Linked DNA regions of Homo sapiens: region 1 is linked to region 2. A link is a loop called in an ENCODE intact Hi-C map of the cell type or tissue named here. Cell type or tissue: Caco-2. All regions are shown on one strand. Each heading gives the region's core, and the rest is flanking DNA. Links, peaks and the distances in the headings are about the cores only.

Region 1 (7,947 bases), core at 1,854-5,853, 280 kb before region 2:
TAAAAGCGCAGGCTCTAGAGTTATACAGGTTTGGAGCGGAAACCTAACTTTGCCAGTGTAAACTCCCTGCATCTTCTATGTAAAATAGGGATATAATAGGACCTATGCACAGTGCTCTTAGGGCTAACATAGATAATATATGTAAAATACTTAGTGCTTGGCACATAACACTCAGTATGTCTTAGCTATTCATTATGAGTACTGATATTTTACACAATGCTCCATCTTGAAGAAGAGAGTGACAGAGTATGTTGAGCATTAATGCAAGTATTATTTCAGGCTATAAGCCATTAGATGGTCTTTGGTGCAGAAAACCCACAGGCCCCTTTGGATCTGGTATCCATAGAAGGACATACACAAGACTCATGATCCCCATATTCTTTCATGGTTTCCTCATGGATCCCTTTGACCTTGTTTAAAAAAAAATGTGAGATGCCTTATGAATTCCACCTCAAGCCACAAAACCAAATGTTCTAAAGTCCTGCTCATACTACAAACATGCCTGCGAATTCCACGCTGGGGTTGTCCTTCTTATTTCTTTCAGATGATGATTTATTTTCACCTATTCCCTTGTTCTTTCCAGGATAGGTTAATGTGGACTTGTAAATCCAGTCACCTTCCTCAAAGAAGCCTTTTCTGACCACCACAGTCTAAGCTGATGTCCCTCCCATGTACTCCCAAAGCATCCTGTGTTTCTTCTGTCTCAGCTCCCTGCCCTGTGACAATTACTCTGTTTTCTTGTTTTGCTTTCCCTTCCAGCCTATAAGCTCTAACAAGACAGGCAGCATTGTGTGCCTGCTGCCCACCACAATGTGTGGTATATTGTAGGTGCTTAATAATTTTTATGTGGTTGTTGTTCATGATTGAGAGAGTGAGCTAGCTGTGCAAGTAGTTATATTCCAATGCCTGTGTCCTTAAGGATATGTATTCTCCTCTGATAGAAATACAGGTGTAAGGGATATGAAGTGAAAATTTACATGTAATAGTAATAGTAAAATAAATAAATTAGATGGGATACGGACCCTATCCACTATTATCCCCTTTTAATTTTCACAAAGACTAAATTTTGCCATTTGTTCAGGAGATAAAAAAATGTATGAAAATGTGGGCCTTGTTCACACACCCTCTTTGACTTATTCATTTATTTAATTATGTTGTGCACTTGGAAAATGACTAAGTTATCTATTTCACATAAGGTAATATAGTTATAAAAGGATTAGAATGTTCACATAGTAAAATAACCAGAAGTAAATCTGTGCACTGTTTTATATTTTACAGAGCACTTTCATACTATTGTTTCATAATAATAAGTCTTAATATGCACTCAATCTCATTTTCCCCTTAGATTGCCTATTGTTAGCCCAATGAATTTGGAAAATGACTTCCAGATCCAGAAATTTACCTAACCTTCCCTTACAACCTTGACTCTAATTCTTTTGTTTCTAACCAAAAAACAGCTCAAAGCTCTGTATTATGTTGTACCCATTTGACTCCAGCTACTTTCCATTTGGTGGCAACAAGTTTTTTGTTGTTGTTGTTGTTTTGTTTGTTTTGTTTTTTTTAATGTAAGCTTCAGTCACATAGCTGAACATACCCTCACGTCTTTTCTATCTTACTAATTATCAGTCTTCAAATGATTTTCCCCTTCTTTAATCCTCTACTAATTTGGCAAGAATGGCTTGGTACCATCTAGGTTTTTCACCCTATTTCAATATACTTGCATTGTGATTGGAAGGCTAATTTGTTCAGGACTTGTACAATGATGAGCTTTTCTCAAAACAGAAGCAGCAAGCTGCTTCACACCAACGTATACTTGGCCCCTCTCCTGTCAATCCATATGTAGCAGATGCAGATAGAATCTGTTGGTTGGCACAAGAAGCTCTGTTGCACATGGCTCCTATTTTTAAGCCTCTGTTGGTATCCATGTGCGGAGAACACGGCTTGTTACTGATGGACTCTGAATCACTCCACAAGGAACCAAATTCAGAAATCCATGCAAGCAGCCTAAAAATGAAGAACTGCTTAGTGTGTATGTGTGTGTGCCTGTGTGTATGAATATATATTGACCAGGAAAACATGAATAATTCAGCCCCCTCATACCTAGCCACTAAGATCACAGCACTCTAAATAGAATTGCAATGATTCTATATAAATCGTATCAGTCTTGAAAGGTCCAATGATTTTACTGACAGATTTTCTCTCACTCCCCACCTTTTTAAACAGTACTATTACAGAGGCACAGATATATGAATTAATGGCTCTTTGATTTTAAATAATTGTTGCAAAAGGCCATAAGGGTGGCTTGCTGTAGTATGTCATTTTATGGAGAATAAAGGCCCAAAAGATAATTTCAAAAACATGTTATGTCCTGTCATTAATGATAAAAGTGCATTAATTGATTTGGCTGTCATCAAGAGAGAAGTTTGATATGAGATTTTCAAATTGGTTCCTAGACAGTGAGAATCAAGTGATTACTTGATTTTTTGTTAGGGGTTCTAGTAATTCCTTACTATAAATTATTTTTTATCACATGAGATACCTTTCAAAGTACACTAAAATTCTAACGAGAATTTCTGGTAGAGAAAAGACTGTTATTCAAAAAATGTTTCTTTTGCTTAATGTTTTTCTTCCCATACCTGAGCTGACACTTTGTTCTTTTATCTTTATCTCATTCTTATCTGTTACAATATACACATACCTTGTATGTCCGCCTCCTACTATCCTGTAATAGCTGAATATATTAAGGAAGACCTAAGGTAATTCAGGCCAGTGAGGGATATGATGAAATAGAATGATTATTTTGGGATAAGGGGCTCAAGAAAGGCTAGAGAGTGGCTAACACAATAAAGAGAAGCTTTTTTTATCATATAGATATGCCACATCAAAAAAAGGTGTATTTTAGTGTCCCCAAAACCTGCTGTAAGTATAATCTCAGACACAATCTTGTCTCGGACTTTGATTTAAGTTTATAACTTAGTTTTGGAAAATACTGCCCCATACACTTTATTGTGGGTGTCTGTCAACAACCAATCCCATCCCAAGACCAATGACACCCAGATGGAATTTATCCTCTGGGTAAAATTTGTTTATTATATATACAAAATAGAATAAAATATAAAATACCAGCATGTATATACAAAATAATGGACAGTATTAGTTTTGTGAAACATTTGTTTTGGTTATAGTTTGTGTGTGTGTGTGTGTGTGTGTGTGTGTGTGAGTGTGTGACTGGATTATGATTCAGTGGCTCACCCATTTTTCCTTTCAAAAAAGTTTGAACCTTGCTACCCACAACCTTGCTACTTCTCTGACCTCCCAGTCCCCCAAACACCCTAAGCTTCACCAACTGTAGACAAATGACTAGTTAAGTAGGGTCTTTTGAGATCACCTCCACTACACTAGGAATTGGTAAGAAGAATATTCCTGCTTCAGGACATCTGAGGGAGAGAGAGATATTGATGGCATGCTCTTTTCTCAGGCCATGCATAGTTCACCTGTTGAAGATAATCTATGATCAGCCCTATCTTCCCCTAAATCTACCCTCTACCCCTTTCATAGGCAGTTAAGGATAAAAGTTGAGGTACAACCACTTACATTCTACCTCATGAATACAACAGAGTTTGCTAGAATGTTTGGCTTGTGAGTATGGTGGAAACCTTGCTCTGTGCCACTCTGAGAAGGGCCTCAGGTACTCATACCAACCAAATTAATTATTATTACTTCCTTTCATGATCCTTGGCTGTGTGACTCACCTTTGCTCTGATCTTTGACTTCTAGTTCTTATCTCAGGTCCTGCCATTAAACACCTTATTTGGTCATGTTTATCTGAACTGACCCTCAGCCCTGTCTTTAGGACAGAACTTTATATTTAATTTCAGCCTCTGTGTGCTTTTCACCTTAACACTGTATTCCCCAGGGGAGAGTTGAATCAGCCCTATACAGCATTCTGGAAGGGAAAAGGGGATTAGAAAGATATATCTTTCTTGCCATTAGATTGAATCCTAACTCACTTAGCCTCTGCCCCTCACTACCTGTCTGCTGATGGAAGAAGTTTTAGAAGGAAAGAGAAACTGACTGTTAAGAATCAGATTAACTTATGACTGTGCAATCTTTGCTTAGCTAAGTTGCAATATATATTCTCTTCTCTGTTCTATTACCTCCTTTCACTTTTTCTCTCAGAATAAATTCAAATTAAGGCCATCCTAGATCAGGCTTTTCTGGGAGCAGATCTTGAACCAAGGATTGGGGTGCAGATGATTTTATTGAGGACGTGTTCTCCAGAGACACCATGAAGGGAATAGGCAGCAGAATAGAGAAGGGGAAAAACCCAGCCCAGCTTTGGTGGTTTTTTTTAGTCCAACTTAGAGTATAAGCCATACCTCAGAATTTGAGAATTTGTTCCCTACTCAGCAAAGGGGCAGGTTGTTTGTGCTCTTACGCCAATTGTTCCTTTAGGAGATCCTTGGGAAGAGAAGGGCCCAGAAGCAGTAGTGTTAACCTCTGGGCACTTCCCATTTTCCTCCATACCAAAGGCCAGTCTTCAGAGGCAAAGCAGGCAGATGTTGGGGGAGGGCCACACAGAACTTGTAAAAGGGACCTTAAAAGATCTGGAAAGGCACCATGAGTGTTCAGTGCTTGTTTCTCTAGTCTGAAAAGTGGAAGCCATTTTCTAAAACCATGAAAGAATAATTTTTGCTAGGGCTCTGTTTCCAATCCAAAAGAATCATGTTTTCCAATCGCTGATGTCAGGATTAGACAAAAGGTTTGTTGCCTAGACCCTGATCAATTCATACTTAATACTACTGAATCCTTATTATGGTTTAGGTACAATTTTAAGGCTACAATATATATTATCTCTTTTAATCCCATTTAATTTACTCATCAGTCCAGTATGATACGCATTAGTATGTGGTTGAGCTGGGAAGTCTGACTTCAGGGCCTGTGTTTCCCTACAAAAAAAAAAAAAAAGCATGGATTCTGCAAAATTAGAAAGGAGAAAATCATGGCTTTCAGGCCCAATTTCTGCAAACAATTCTAAAAAAATAATTTAAAAAATCCTGAACTCAGTGGAATAAGAACCCTAAGCCTGTCATTAAGCTGGATTCTAAGATGTGTCAGACATGACTACATGCACAGGGTTTATGAATTGGAGCTATCATAATCAGAATGTCATCTCCAGTGCTCCGGGATGCTTTTCCCTCCTAAGGGAAGATCTTGTTTTCTGACTAGGCTTCAGTACTGAGATAGCGATCTTCAGAGGTCCCAAGCCTTATAAAGGTTATGGTGCATCTTCAATGTCAGATTTGAAATAAAAACAATACCAAACTACAAATCAACATAATGAGGCCTAACAATTCTTAGAATGTACTCAAAATGATTACTTCTTTCCTCATTTAAAATATATCAAAATCTTTCAGAAATTTATTTTTTCTCCTGTTTTGGCGGGGCAGGGAGAGGTCTTCCGGATTTCTGGTGTCTTGTGTACTAGCAGAGTCTTGACTGTTGAATAATCATCTCCACCACCTTCCCTTCTCTTGTCCTCACCCTCACCCTTCAGTATACTGTAGTCCTTCCTAATCCACCATTCCACAGTCTCAGTTGATTGCAGTCAGCTGCATCCTGAAAATAGGTGAGCGCAGTATATTATGAGAGAGAGAGAGAGAGGGACTACAAGCACACAACTTTCATTACAGTATATTGTTATTGGTATAATTATTCCATTTTATTATGTTTTTGTTTTTAATCTCTTCTGTGCATAATTTATAAATTAAACTTTATCGTATGTATATATAGGAAAATATATAGTATGTATAGAGTTCGGTACCATTCGAGGTTTCAAGCATCCACTGAGGGACTTGGAAAGTATCCCCCATGGCTAAGTGGGAACTACCATAAACACACTCTCTCTCTGTCTCGCGTGTGTGTGTGCACACACACACACACTCACCCAATGTCACCTCAAAAGTTAGTCACCTTTTTCACCATGTAGTTCATAGCATTTATTAATCTCACATATCACACATAAAAATAATGTTTTCTCTTAGGAATAAGGGAATTTATTTTCTAGAAATGAGATTTAAAAGCACATAGGGTTTTCTTTCACCCAGTTGCCTTTCTTTACAAATAGGAAGAGGCATGCTTTTTTTCCCCTTTCTGTGCGATTGTTCTGTCTGTTGTATGATGCTTTTTGGTATTGCTACAATTTCTACTGCAAACTGAATTTTCCTCCTGTTGCTGCTGGTTTATATTGTTCTCCCCTGCAGAATTCCTTACCTGGTTTACTTCCATCAGCAGCAGTTTGTGAGTCTCAGATGATTTGCTGTTTGTATTAAACTGTGAGTTTATATCAAAGAAGCTGTGAATTCATTACGAGAAGGCTGTGATTCTTTCCTGAAATTTGGTCTTAGTTACCTGGCTTGTTCTTCATTATTGGTTACTTTTCATTTAGAATTGTATGATATTAACTGTTTTCTTAAGCTACTGCCTTAAGTGCTGCTTTAGAACATAATGGAATATAATACTTTAACAAAAAATGTATGCATGTAATTATCTTTCCATTAAATTTTTTTTTCCAAAATATCTTTCAAATGTGGAGTATACATTCTCTCCAGCTTTTCATTTTAGGTATGCTTGTTTTGAAGTTAATGAATTCCTTGAGTTTTAGATAACTATTGACAAAACTTTTATATCAGTTCTCTTTATTAACTTATCAAGTTAATTCTGAATCAATGCTGTCTAGTAATACTAGAATGTAAAATGAAGTTGCATTGTATTTTCTCTGAGAATTCTCTTCTAGAACTGACTTTCCAACATCAGGAGCAAATCTATTAAAGTCACACTATCTTTGTCTTTCTAAGCCTTAGTTTCCCCCAAGTGCTCAGTGAGAAATAATATAAAAGGCTCCCTTGTGCTGTGTAGACTAATGACAAAAAATTATTGGATTAATGTTTGGAAAGTGTTTCAGAATTCTCTCAAGAAAGCTATTATGTAAGTAGCAAGTACTGTTATTATTTTGCTATTTCAGCTTCCTTATTTTTCATCTCTCAAAGTCATTTGGGTCATTTACTACGGAATTTTCTGATTCCTTGACAATTTCTAATGGCTCTTTGGAGAGGCTTTTGAGGGCTTTTTAGTCCCCCTGTTGATGATCTTTCTGCTTATGGAGTTCATGCTTTTTTCACAACACATTAATATTCAGGTTTGAAAAAATAGTTGTAGCTATCTTGTACCTAGATGAAATTGCTTATGTTTTGGAGGAGAAATTTATGATCTTGCTTTTCAAATAGGATTTTTTATTTTTTGTAGACTTCCTTTGTGGGGTGGTGAAAATGGAGCTAGGAATGCCAGTTATGAATGATACCCTTTGGAGAAAATGTAATTGAGCATGGTCCTTAAGTCATCCTATGAAAGCATCCAAATTCTTTATACCTGTAGTTAGGCTATCTTTTTGCTCTCCAGATTAGAGTGAAAAGTTAGCAATGCTACTTTTTGATTACAGAGCATTTGCTATATTCCCATACATCTATTGTCAAAATTTGTATTTCTCACAATCCCCAAAATTGCGGAATAGAAAGTGACAACATATTTTCTTACTTCCTGCTTATTTCTTCTAAGCTCCTGTGAATAGGAGGTGGGACGACAGGCTAGTTTTTTTTTTCCATAATATTATATCATCATGAAAATTCTAGAGTGGGAGAGAATGATAAAACTAGTCATTAGGAGTATATTGCTAGTTAGTGGCAAAATTCTATCTGTACAATGATTTAGGGTTTCATTTAGGATTTATTTTCATATGGAACTCTACTAAATATGGTGCCAAGTAAGTCTGACAGTTTAACATTTTACCTTCAGAAGTGAGGAATATAGAATGGGAATATACTCAAGCTCAAGCTTTCTCATCTTGGTAGTTTCCCTAAAAAGTTTTTTTTTATCTGACTGGACAATATT
Region 2 (7,947 bases), core at 2,536-6,535:
GCATTTGTAAATCTTATGTATGGTACGTGTCTAATCCTATTGCCAGTGTGGGATAATTGCTTATAGGTTTGAACAATTACCCCTCCAAAGTGCACATACAAGTTCTGAGTAACCCCCATGGAAGACATAATACTTCAAGCCCACTTAAAATGCGGTTTTTTAAAAATGCCCGCGAGAGTCTACCAAATGGGACTGAAGTCATTTCAGGGGCTACATTTATATACCTTCGGACTGATGGGAAGGTATTGACCCAAACACTGAAAGATCTGTTTATAAATACAGTGCAAATATTCGACTGTGCAGGTGTATCTTTATTTCTAATATGATTCCTCCAGGCAGCAAAACAGGTGTTCTGGCTGCATGCTAATCAGGAAAAAGAATGTCTGAAATATGCATCTGCACACTGACATCTGGACAGAGATTGTCCAAACACATTCTCAAGTGCAAAGTCTTAGAAAACGGGCCTCTTTTGCTTTACTTAGTACCGAGAGGCATATTTTGCATGTGGAAAAGCCCACATTCGCCTGCCATTAGGGACTGCTACTTATGTGTGGCAGATGAGGCAGCCAGAATGCAGACACCGACTAACAAGCTGGCTGAGTTTAAAAAACTCAGGAAAAGTTTCTAGGTGTTCTGGAAGAGTAAAGTGTTCCCTGACAACAGGATTGAATCTCCAGGAAGGTAGAGGTCAGCGGTTATTGGAAGGAAAGCAGAGAGATGGGTGATGTTTATTCAGAAGCTTCCTATTTGGTTCCTTCTTCATTTCATTCTGTTCAATTCTTTTTGTCTTAATTCTTCCCTTTTCTTCCTCAGGGGCACCTCTGCTCTTTTCCTTCTTCTTAAGAACTGAATTTTAGTTGTTGGGATTTTTAGAATACAAAATATGTTGAGTTAGATTAATTAGAATACTTCACAGAAAGTTTCCTGCCTTCGGTTATCCTCTTGACAAAGATAAATGCAAATTCTTACAGGACTAATAAACTCAAGTCACATTTTCTAGGTACATTCCTATAGGTGCTAGACAACTGAAGTAGCATAATAAAGAGAGAAACAACTGAAAAAAAGGAACAAATGGAAGATATGCTGTAAAATGTATTCACAGCTCCTGAAATGTGTTCAGTTGTGAATTTTTATTTGGTCCATCTGTCCTACCATATATTAACACCATAATTTGTCTCAAAGATATACATCTCTATTTTAAAATATTTAAAATTGAAGTGAATTACCTTAGATTTGTATGTTTGGGGTGGGTATTTTGTGCCTACTTCAGTGTCAACCTAAAAATTATCCAGAGAAAGAGATAAATGCACCCTTTAGTTCATAAAAATACACTACAAATTTTGATTATGTATTAATTCTCCAACTTTTATTCATCAACGAACAAGGAAGCTCTGTGGGAAACAGCCACAATCACAGCAGCCTGTCCTTTTCCAGAGCCCACAACTGTTCACCTTCTTCCCAAAGTCAGCTCCAATTGGGCTTCTGTTAGATTTGTATTCTATAATTTCAGTGACTGACAAAAAGATTCAGTAGACAGCAAAATCTACATTTTAACAACATTTGTAAGATTTATCCAAATCTATTACTTTTTTTTTGTTAAATTCCAAGGACTGCGTGCTCCAGATAATGTTGGTGTTTTCTCAATAATAAAGTCCCACTTTTAAATTGTAAGAGAATGTGAGATCTTGAAGAACATCTCTGAAGATTCTATAGCTTTTTAAAAGTCCACTTTGACAGTAACAGTTATAATAAGTTTTGGAAGATATAATGATGCAAGATTTGATATAAGGTACAAAGATGCTGCTCCTCACTACCTCTCCCAAGACATCCATGCCTGGATGGCATTCCTGCACCCGTGTCCCTTCACATCTACTCCTACTCAAGGCCCCATCCACATGACACCAATTCTGTAATTCTTCTCATCATAACTCTAACTAGAGACTGACTCAATTCATCCTCTGAAAACGTATATTTAATCCACATTATGAGAGAAAGAGAGAGAACAAGATTCTCTTAAGAATCTTAAGAATCTCTTAAGATTGCTTAATTACTCTATGACATCTAAGACAGACACTTTATATGTAAAGATTTAAAAAATAAAATAGACAGTTTTTATGTAAAGATTTAAAAAATAAAATAGAACCTGGCATACAATAAGTTGAAATTACTATTAAGGTTTTTGAACTGCTTAAAATCTTCCTCTTATAACAAGGTGGAGGAGAATAAAAAATAACGAAAACGTTTATTTTACTCATTTCATCCTGAAAATGTCCTATTTTGGTTATTTGATTAAAATTTTTAAAGAGGTTTGAAATAAATTGGAGGTGCAGATGAATTCTTCCCACAGAGGGTTTTGTGTGACATTTTTTTCTTAACTGTCCTTTCTATACAACTTCCAGATTGAATTAAAGCTAACCAAATATCATGGATATGACTTATATAAACATCTTTACATATGTTTGTGGCAAGGGAGCCCTTTCTTATGTCATTACCTCATAGGAGAATAGTAACCTGTATTATTTGGCAGCAGATGTGATTGGCATATATTAAAGCAAGTTATCTACAAGTAGAAAAATATCGAATGGGCTTATTTTGCTTGTGAATAAAGGTAAAGACACAACTGACATAACTGGTGCTCAATTTTAACACAATATGTTTTTTAGCTTTTGTAGATGGAGCTGAAGTTACTTTGGTAAAGCAATATTAAGCTCATTTGGGATTTGTTATAAAGTTCCTGAAATACATTTTGTTAAATGAACAAATTCTGAAAAAGAAAACATCACACGTATACATGCCTACTTATTTTAGCCATGTCTATTCACATAAATTAATTTGGGTAGAGAGAAGTTGAAATAAAATCATCATTTGCTTTAAAATAGCCAATTAGTTTTTGGCTGAATAACTTAACTCTCTTCCCCACCACGACGCCAAACTGCTTTGCCTACTTTCCATCAGCCAATTTAAGTTTTTTAAAAAAGTGTAAAGTGTCAGAAAAAGAGAAAAACAATAAACACTCCAGAAATTCTGTGAGTCTACTTGGTATAAGAAAATTTTTGTTGTTTGGATCTTCAAAGAGGGAAAGAAGAATAAATTAAGAGTCTCAGAGAAAAAAGAAAATATCTCTGAGTAGTCCTTTTTACTTCTTGCTGAGAGCAGAACTTATCGAGCAGGTGACCTTTATGAGATTATTGTTTATGATCACCCGGCGTGTGCCAAGAGTAGCAGGAAAGAGTATTCCAATTTATTTCAAAGGTTACATATCAAAATTGAATATGCAGTACAACTACATTATCATATGGTAAACTTTTACATAAGAAGTTGGAGCTGAACCACTACCATTGTTTCCCTTCAACCCAGTGTGTTTTGATTTCTGTTCTGCAAAACATGTCCCTTCTGATTCCTAAAATGGAATACAGCGCAGTGATGCAAATAAAGGGAAAAAAATGTTGTTGTTTGCTGTTGCTGTTGTTTCTCCAACTGAGAAACTTGATTCAAGTTTAGGAGATCTATGGAATTATTTTCTCAATGTATTCTATGCAAAAGTAATGAAATTTATTCAATGTTCACATTTTTTAAAAACCAAGTAATCACCGTCATCTAGCAATGTACTACAGAAGTTGAAATAACAATACCAAAGAGTCACATGGGCAGCAGCAAGAAAAAATTCTGCTTCTATCAGAGAAGGGAAATTGACCAACAGGGACATATTTTTCCCCTACCCATAAAAGGCTTTTAGGGAGAGGATACTGTGCATTTTGCTTTCTTCAATTTTCCTGCGCATGCAACTTAACGTTTTAGTTCAATAAGTCTGCTCATCTTCAACTTTATCGCTTTGCACAGAGGGGAACATAAATGGTGAGAATTTCCTATCCTCTTCTTTCCTTCTCAGTTTTCAAACTCAATTGTCAGAGAAACTCCAAGTGCAGAGTTGACCACACCTAACCTCGTTTCTTTCTTAAAATGTGCTAATTGAAAAAAGAGTATTCTTGCCTCACAGGGTAGACAAGCAATTCTTTAAATTAACAGATCAATCTGCAAACATTTGCTTAATGTCTGTTAGACCTTTAACATACTTTGGTGTCAGAGTTCAAAACTGAGCCAATCACTTTATCCTAGGGGCAAGAAAAATAAGGGGAGCAACCATCTTCTCAGTTTCCTTTCATCTCCTGCTCCTGAATTCTCCCCAGGAATGGCAGACATGGTAGAACAGCATGGCATATGGCTCCTCAGAAAGAATTGCTATATAAGAGTCCTAGAACAGAAAACATTTTCCCCCTGAAAATGGGAATTTTAAATCAGGACTCTCTATGCTTAAACCACAAATACATTTCAAACTGCTGGCATAGAAGAGTCCAACACACCATCTTCTGGCATCAGAGCCCCTTTAAATAAGAGAATCTGAATAGCTCCTGCAGCTTTTGAAATGCCCTCTGATCTCCACCGTCTCTAATGCCTGCTTTCACGTGTACTTCCATGGGTTCCCGCGGTAACTGACAACGCGGCTCCCTGCAACTTCAAAGCCAAACTTTTCTCTTTGTCTGGTGAAAGAGAATTTAAAGAATGACAACAATGAAGCAGGTATAATGCTGGAAACTGGATACAAACCAGGTAAACAAATCTGAAAGACTTCATGCAGATATAGAAAGTTGCAACAGCTCAGGAGAAAGCCAGCACACACACTCAGGCTATGTGGTTCCTCCTACGTGCAATTAGCAAGTTTCACAGGCCTGTCATTCAACTTGCTAACTGACGCTGATCTTCTAAGAGATACCTTAATGGAATGTTTTCTCATTCTATAGCTGAAAAGCAAGAATGAGTGATTTTACTCTTCCCAGACAACAGTTAATATGCTGTATCATCACAAAATCCATCAATTTATTTTTTCTTCATTCATTCATTCACATACTCATGCTTGTCAAGTAACTCATTTATGCCATGCACAATGCTAAAGACTTTCATACATTTAATCTCATTTAAACATATTTTATTCCCATTTACTGTCAAGAAATTGAGGCTCAAAGAACTTAATTTACTTTTTCTAAGTCACAACTAATAAATGAGAACAAATTGTGAACCAAGGACTTTGAACCACCAAGCCCAGTACAAATGCTCCAAGTGAAAATAAATACAGTGACAGGTTGCTATGGAAGCAGAATAGTGGGGTAGGTTAAAGAGGAAGGGGGAAAATGCAGGGAGGTCAGAGAAGAATTTATAGAGTGTCATGTGAAATAAGATTTGAAGGATGGATAGAGTTATATCAATGGTTTCCTATTTATCCAAAATGGGAAGGCAATTTACATTGGTCAGTAGGGGGGGCATAGAAATAGAAGAATGTAGAATAGATTGAGTTCTGAGAACAATGAAAAATATGATGTGTTCAGAGTCAGGACAATGTAGCAAGATGAAGGGCTGCATGTGTGAGGTGGGTTCAGATAATGAAGGAGCCTGAAAACCACACAAAGAGCTTGGCGTATACAATGTCAGCACAGAGCATTATGTAATGCTTCTGAGCATAGGCAGTTGAGGTTAGATGGTGCTTAAGATGATTTCCTAGCACCAGTTTAAAGCTGGAGAAAGGAAGATATTGGGGGTAGAGATTCCTGAGCTTAGAATGCTGTATAAAGATTTCAGGCTGCAAGTAAAGAAATCCGGACCTTGAGTGAGGGGTGGGAAGAAAAGGAGGTGCACAAAGGAGATTTGCCACAGGAGTGCTGTCCTTCTCATCTGAAAATAATCTTGTCTGTCATAATGATCAAGGCCGGTCTAGCTAGGAAAGATAGCCAAACTGTAGGGATATGTAGCAAATGGGTTAGAACAACTCCCTGGCCGGTTTCAACACCTGTAAAATGGAACCAAGGATGCCTTCCTCCCCACACAGCACACTTTGAGGAACTGCTGTTGTTTTTCGCAGTGCCTCTGTGTATTGTAGCCAGCTCCTTCTTGACACACACATCAATAACTCTGTTCCCCAGCAGTGCTCAGAGAGCTCCTCTGGTGCTTTTTTTCTTCTGCATCCCCAACCTCACTTGCCCTCATCTCACTAGTCCCCAGATTCCTAGACTTATCTCCTAACTCACTGTTCTCCCTGCAGCTTCTTTCAGCACACCCAGACACGGGAGAGCAGTGGTATGTGTCCTTGGTTGGCTCTAATAGTACAACCTCAGCCCAAGCAAAGAAGTAAATTAGAACTGACACCATCCACTTAGAGTTTTAGATATTTGTTTCTGTACTCTCTCAGAGCATTTACTGGTTAGGATCAAATAAAATATATTCTTTTTTGTCTTATCTACAGGCTTTCTTCAAAAGGTCTTTTAAATCCTTGGGAACAACCATTCATTAATTTTCTCACATCTCCGTGGTAAAGGAGAGGCATGGTAACTATTAGCAACCCCATTTTACAGAGAAGGACCCTAAAGCAGGAAGAGGTTTAGTGACTTGCCCAGAGCCAGTCTGTCAATCATTCCCCAGGGAAATCAATACCAGCATTTCTGTGGCCCTCAAGAAGTTTCCTTGCTTTTCATGGGACCACAGAGGAGGGATTTAATTTAAAACTGAGACTTAAACTCTGGTGTCCTCTCATGTACTTAATTTCCTATTCTTGAGGTCAATGATTTTCAAACTGTTGCCTGAGGAAGTTCAAGTGTTCACAATGGTGCTTCAGGGTTTGGAGCAAGTAACAAAATATTTTTCACTGAACAGTGAATATTTAAACTATCAAGGTACCCATTCTTTACTTTTACCTCCTTTATATATTGAAATTCTGAATAAGATTTTTTTTTTTTTTTTTTTTACAATTTGAAAACCACTGCATCAGGTCATGCTATTGTCCAAAATGGGCTAGGGTACAATAGTTATAAATCAGCTCTTCAGTAATGTCACATACACAAGAATCAGAAGAACTAAAAGATCTGAAGCTAATTGTATAACAAAGAATAATTTCTCATCAAGAGAAGTGGAGCCCATTATACTCTTGAAATAATTTGAGATTGAAGCTTTTTTTTAACTATCTAGCCTCATCTTGCATTGACTGAAAAAGGAGTTTTAATTCATAGTATGTATTAATATTTTGTCTAGGAGGTAGATACTTTTGATTTCATATTATATTCTATCACAAAAAATAACACTATATTCAACTAACAGTCTCAGCTTGGATTGGACTGAAGGCCTTCAAATCCTCTCTTAACATCTAAAGATTGCAGGAATGCTTTGGTGGGTATTTACTAGAGGTTTTGGTCAGTTCTCAGATTCTGAGACCCCTTTCAAATAAGTAGCTTTGCTATCAGCTCATGGCAGTAGCAAGCATGCTCAGAAAATCTCCTAGACATATAGACAAAGTCTACATTTTCTGTTCTGCGTAGAAATCACCCTGTCAAGCATTCTTCAAAATGTGCCTTCTCTTTCTGGTGTGACCCAGTTAAACTAGCTAATGCATTCCCACACAGCCTTCAAGCCCCAGCTCAAGTGTCTCCTGGCACCAAAGCCTTCTGCATTGTCTATCTTTTGTTTGCTGCACCATATTTGACTCTGCATTCTTCCCTACTCTGCTCTGTGGCCTAGGAAGCTGACCCATATTGACTTCATCGATGGGATCCCTTTTCCTTTGCCTTCTGCCTGGCTTTGGCCAGTGAGAACACTGGCAGAAAATCAGAAGACAAGGGGAGAGTGAGGCAGGGTTTTATCTCTTTAGCGGCATCCCTGGGGTTGCCATCCATCGTCTGTGTACTGAAGATCATAGCTCCTGTTAAACAGTTTTCTCCATCCAGCTCTTTCTGTTCCAGGATCCAGGAATTACTGTCTCCCCTGCTCTTCCCCTTCACTCCTTGAAGCCTGGAGTATAATTTCCAACGTATTGCACAATCTTGTTTCCCTACACTTGCCCACACCTTTGTAAATGGTCACTGTAAAAGCCTTTCCTCTGTTGCCTAATTTGAGTGTGCCATGTGTTTT

Evidence for each region. A loop is a pair of places that touch in the nucleus more often than their neighbours do. Peaks named below come from ENCODE experiments on the same cell type or tissue, not always from the same donor. Only the 100,000 strongest peaks of a DNase experiment are listed, where the experiment ranks them.
Region 1: it touches region 2 in a loop (9-fold over the local background); 1 of 110 quality-filtered maps calls a loop at or near these places.

The regions. Positions count from the first base shown.
Region 1 is chr1:98,177,481-98,185,427 of GRCh38, forward strand. The region is part of intron 1 of LOC124900404 (a long non-coding RNA gene); the gene reads left to right. Among named protein-coding and RNA genes, the nearest start is that of LINC01776, 29 kb to the right of the region's middle. In Caco-2, for the core only: no CTCF peak of the experiment used is centred there; a DNase peak (open chromatin) is centred at 3,751.
Region 2 is chr1:98,454,205-98,462,151 of GRCh38, forward strand. No RefSeq gene overlaps it. Among named protein-coding and RNA genes, the nearest start is that of SNX7-DT, 200 kb to the right of the region's middle. In Caco-2, for the core only: no CTCF peak of the experiment used is centred there; a DNase peak (open chromatin) is centred at 4,507; H3K4me3 peaks cover 254 bases.